2 separate regions of the Homo sapiens genome follow, and region 1 is linked to region 2. Evidence: read pairs that join two places in POLR2A ChIA-PET (ENCODE). Cell type or tissue: OCI-LY7. All regions are shown on one strand.

What was found. ChIA-PET counts read pairs that join two places held together with the same protein. Peaks named below come from ENCODE experiments on the same cell type or tissue, not always from the same donor. Only the 100,000 strongest peaks of a DNase experiment are listed, where the experiment ranks them.
Region 1: POLR2A ChIA-PET joins it to region 2 with 9 read pairs; 1 of 35 experiments calls an interaction of 5 or more read pairs at or near these places.

What each region holds. Positions count from the first base shown.
Region 1 is chr14:102,637,760-102,640,259 of GRCh38, forward strand. The region is part of intron 2 of RCOR1 (REST corepressor 1); the gene reads left to right. Among named protein-coding and RNA genes, the nearest start is that of RCOR1, 46 kb to the left of the region's middle. In OCI-LY7, no CTCF peak of the experiment used is centred here; a DNase peak (open chromatin) is centred at 1,082.
Region 2 is chr14:103,139,365-103,141,864 of GRCh38, forward strand. It overlaps the pseudogene NDUFB4P11. Among named protein-coding and RNA genes, the nearest start is that of TNFAIP2, 17 kb to the left of the region's middle. RefSeq lists enhancers at 953-1,002, 1,033-1,082. In OCI-LY7, CTCF peaks have their summits at 2,021 (motif pointing left) and 2,230; DNase peaks (open chromatin) are centred at 1,557 and 1,967; H3K4me3 peaks cover 1,590 bases; H3K27ac peaks cover 2,182 bases.

The DNA.
Region 1 (2,500 bases), 500 kb before region 2:
TTTTTTTGAGACACATTTAGTTTTTTCGGTGATGTCAGTAATTTTACAATTAAAGAAAAAGTTATCTGAACAAAGGGAGAGTGCCCTTAAATTGCTAAGAGGGAGCATTGCTTTGTTTTTTTCTAGTTTCGTTGTGTCTTACAGTGTTCAAACACTGTACTGGAAGTAAATAATTAAGTTTAAAATAATTTTCTTCTCCAGTGTTTGATTATCCATTTCTTTTTGTTCCAATTTCTGTATCTGAAAAACAATATTGGCTTCAAAAACGAACAAAAAAAAATTTAACTTCCCCCAGATTGCAGATTTACCATGTAAATGTGTTTCCACCCTGTTTTCAAGCTAATGTGACAAATTTGCTACATTATAAAGAACAGAAACCTGTGTACAGATTTTGGGGATAGCACACATAAAATAGTCCAAGGACATTATCAACTCAGGTGCAGAAGTTCTTGCTGAAGTTCTATTAACAATTGTGTTTAAAAACACCAGATGGGAGCAGATTTAAAGAGGGAGATTCTAATGGAAGGTTAGTTGGGATTTGTAGGGAAGAGAGAGAAGGATTTTAATTGAAAAGATACTAGACCGTATTCTTACCTTTATAGCGTTGTCTTCTTTTCTTTCTTTTCTTTTTTTTTGAGTCATATTTTCGTTCTTGTCACCCAGGCTAGAGTGCAGTGGTGTGATCTCGGCTCACTGCAACCTCAGCCTCCCGAGTAGCTGGAATTACAGGCCCCTGCCACCATGCCCAGCTCATTTTTGTATTTTCAGTAGAGATGGGGTTTTGCCATGTTGGCCAGGCTGGTCTCGAACTCCTGACTTCAAGTGAGCTACTGGCCTTGGTCTTCTCAAAGGTTGGGATTACAGGTGTGAGCCACCTCGCCTGGCCTATAGTAGTGTTTTTTTTTCTTTTCTTTTCTTTTTTTCTTGAGACGGAGTCTTGCTATGTTGTCCAGGCTGGAGTGCAGTGGCACAATCTTGGCTTACTGCAACCTCTGCCTCCCTGGTTCAAGCAATTCTGCTGTCTCAGTGAGTAGCTGAGATTACAGGTGCGAACCACCACATCCGGGTAATGTTTGTATTTTTAGTGGAGACGGGGTTTCGCCATGCTGGCCAGGCTGATCTCTAACTCCTGATGTCAGGTGCTCCGCCTGCCTCAGCCTCTGAAAGTGCTGGGATTGCAGGCGTGAACTACTGTGCCCAGCCTAGTAGTATTTTCTATCCAAGTTTTGGATGTAATTCTCTTGGGATTTTTTTCCTAATTTGTACAGCTACCACTGTACTGTTCATGACTGTATCCATGGGAACATAAGTAGGATGACATAAGTTTATAACTTGTTGCTAGGCAGATCTAGCTTGTAATGTATTAAGATTTTCCCATTAAAAAGCATTTGGATGGTTTTCTTTTGTGCGGTGAAGGTAACTAAACAGCGTAATTTGGAATTAAAACTGTGAAGTTGTATAAATTCCTTCTAGGAGAACCAACTACTCTTTGTTTTCTTTCTTTCTTTTTTTTTTTTTTTTTTGAGACAAGATCTCTTTTTGTCACCCAGGCTGGACTACAGTGACATGATCAGGTTTCACTGCAGCCTGGACCTCCTGGACACAAATGATCCTCCTACCTCAGCCTTCTCCTCCCCTTTACCAGCTCCTCCCCTTCCCTTCCCCAGCTCTCCCCCTCCAGTAGCTGGGAATACATGTATGCATCAGCATGTCTGGCTAATTAATTTATTTTTTAATTTTTATTTATTTATTTATTTATTTATTTATTTATTTATTTATTTATTTATTTATTGAGATGGAGTCTCGCTCTGTTGTCCAGGCTGGAGTGCAATGGCGTGATCTTGGCTCTTTGTATCTTCCTCCTCCTGGGTTCAAGAGATTCTCCTGCCTCAGCCTCCCTAGTAGCTGGGATTACAGGCACCTGCCATTATGCCTGGCTGATTTTTGTAGTTTTGTGGAGATGCAGTTTCACCATGTTGGCCGGGCTGGTCTTGAACTCCCAGCCTCAGAAGATCTGCCCACCTCAGCCTCCCAAAGTGCTGGGGTTACAGGTGTGACACTGAGCTCAGCCTATTCATTCATTCATTCATTCATTCATTCATTCATGAGACGGAGTCTCGCTCTGTCCCCAGGCTGGAGTGCAATGGCATGACCTCGGCTCACTGCAACCTCCGCCTCCTGGGTTCAAGTGATTCTCTGCCTCAGCCTCATGAGCAGCTGGGATTACAGGCATCTGCCACCACACCCGGCTAATTTTGTGTTTTTAGTAGAGATGGCGTTTCACCATGTTAGTCAGGCTGGTCTTGAATTCCCAACCTCAGGTGATCCGCCTGCCTCAGCTTCCCAGAGTGCTGGGATGACAGGCGTGAGCCGCCACACCCAGCCATATATATATGTATTTTTTATTTGAGTTTGCGTTTTGCCGTGTTGCCCAGGCTGGTCTTGAACTCCGGAATTTCAGATCGCCCACCTCAGCCTCCTAAAGTGCTGGGAGCCGCTG
Region 2 (2,500 bases):
GGCGCTGGGGTCCCCAGGGGAGAGATGAGGGCGGCAGCGAGGGCCCCCTCGTGCAGTGAGATGGAGCGAGCTCTCGGTGGGCTGAGGGAAAGAGCAGCCCAGGGGCTTCTAAGAGACCGGGAGGGAACCAGGCTGCTTCCAGGGACAGGGAGGGCCTGGGAGGGGAGAAAGGGCTGAGGAAGCGCTTGGTCAAGTTCAGGGGGAGAGGTCCCTCCGCACTCGCAGTTGTGCCCTGTGTCACCACGATGTTGTTCCCAAAGTATTCTTCTGGTGTTTTTTTTATTTTTATTTTTTCCTTCTTTTCACAGGTGTTGACCCAAAGTATTTTCTCTCATGCCTGGCCACTCTGCCCTGGACCCTCAACCCAGCCGAATATGACACATCTCCAGAAACCCAGCAGGCGCAAGCCGCAGGGTTGGCCTTAAAATCCTGCTTAAACAGGAGACCCTGGAGGCCTGCTTCAGTGCCACCAGCCTAACCGCCAGGGCTCATCAAAGACGCTGCCCAGATGCATTGAACGTAAGCAAGATCAGCAAAGGTTTATCTCAACTTCAGACTCACTCCCAGAAACTCACTCTTGGGAGCTCTCTGTGGAATTGGGCCCCCCTTCTTCTGGTATTATGTTTTCAAAACTGACAGGGATATGAAAGAAAAACTTATCCAGGAAAGAAAATTGGGTTGAACATTTAACATCTCATTTAAGTCTTGCAATAATGGCTATATGTATTTTTGCTAAATAAATCTTCTATTAATCTTTTTTTTTTTTAAAGTTTGAGATGTCTGCAGAATGGGCATGTGGTTCATTAGAGTGACCAATACCCCGGTGAGTGACAACACTTTGTGTGCGAGGCTGCCGGCCGCCAGGCCCTCTCTCTCGCTCACTGCTTTGGGGGCATCATTTTGCACAGCCCCTGTGGAGGGTGATTTGGGCTTCCGGGTCAGGCTGACAAATGCAGGAACCTGTGAGGCAGCCATTCTCCTTCCAGGAATGTACCTTATCCATGCTCTACCAGCTATGCAAAGCAACTTGAGTGCCAGACTAGTCACTTCAGTTACAGTAGCAACATACTGGAAACTCCCTAAATGCCCATCGGCAGACACCAGGGAAATCACTGCAGTGCACCCAAACAATGGAGTACTATGTGGCGGTGAAAAAGAATGAGGAAGTTCTCTCTGTTCTCATGTTGACATTCAGGACACATAACGTTAAGTGGAAAAAAGCACAGTGCAGAGCAGAGTTTGTGGTGTGTGTGTGTGTGTCTGAGAGAGAGAGAGAGAGAGAGAGAGAGAGGTGAACAGGGTTGGATGGGGACAGAAGTTAGGAAGGAGGTATTTGGCCGTATAGCTTGTAAATTTTCATTATGAGGCATGTGAATGTGTTATATTATTAGCATTTTATAACTGAACATTTAACTGAGAAAATGAAAGTGGTGTTGCTGGAGATGGGAGGAGAGAGGAGGAAAATACTTTAGTGTCTCAGGGGTAGGCTCAACCAGCCATGTCCAGCGCCTCTTTGAAGTGGGTTCATCAGCAACCTGTGACTTGGCGTGAAGCCAAGTTCAGCGCTGAGGTGCAGACTGTAATCACAGGGCTGAGTTTAACCAAGACTCTGGTTTTGTCAGGCGATCACTATGGAGGATGATAGCTGAGCCGTGGGAGGGGCTTGCCAGGGAGAAGTCATACCGATGGGCGATACCCATACTGACTGCTGCTATACCCAGCAGTCCCTGGTCGCCCCCAGAACTCCCATCCTCTGACCCTGTGCTGCCTTGCAGCCCCTCAGCCCCCCATGCATGCCCCCCATGCATGCCCCCACCATCCCTGCAGTGAGACCCCGCAGCCTCCTGAGATGCCAGGTAAGCCATGCACAGCCAGGTGCTGTGCCTCAGAACTTGCTGCAAAGCTACTTATGCAAGGCGGGGGAAGCCGTCCTGGGAGGCTGTGCAGGTGAGCAGCCAATAAACAAGTGAAAAGAAACCCCCCTCCCTCCTTGTTTGTCTCTCCAGCGCCCTCTACTGACAGTGCACAGCACCGTGCCAGCAGGAGAGAGGGAAAAGTTCCAGAATCCCCAAGTAGGGCAGTGAAAGATGGGCTTGGGTCAGAGGCAGTAGATGGATAGCAGGCAGTTGCTTTCCATATGCACCCTTTTACACACGTTTAACCTTTTCTAAAAATTCCAGTAAATGCAATACATGTATCCTTCCCACAAGTGAAGATGCACTCACGCTGTCTCCAAAATGAGGAGACAGTGAGGACAAGGTGCCAATGGTTACTGTAGCCACTGTTGGCTCTGTTAATTACACCACAAATTCAACCACAGTCCACTGAATATCTTGTTACCTGAAGACTGAATGGTAACACTAACCTCCAAAAAATTGTGTGTACAATACAGATGCCAGCGAGAGAAAACAGGAAAATGGTTGGCATGTGGAAACAAACACGTGAAAACAAGCAAAGGAAACTAAGCAAAACTACTACACTCCTTGCTTCCGTGACAGTT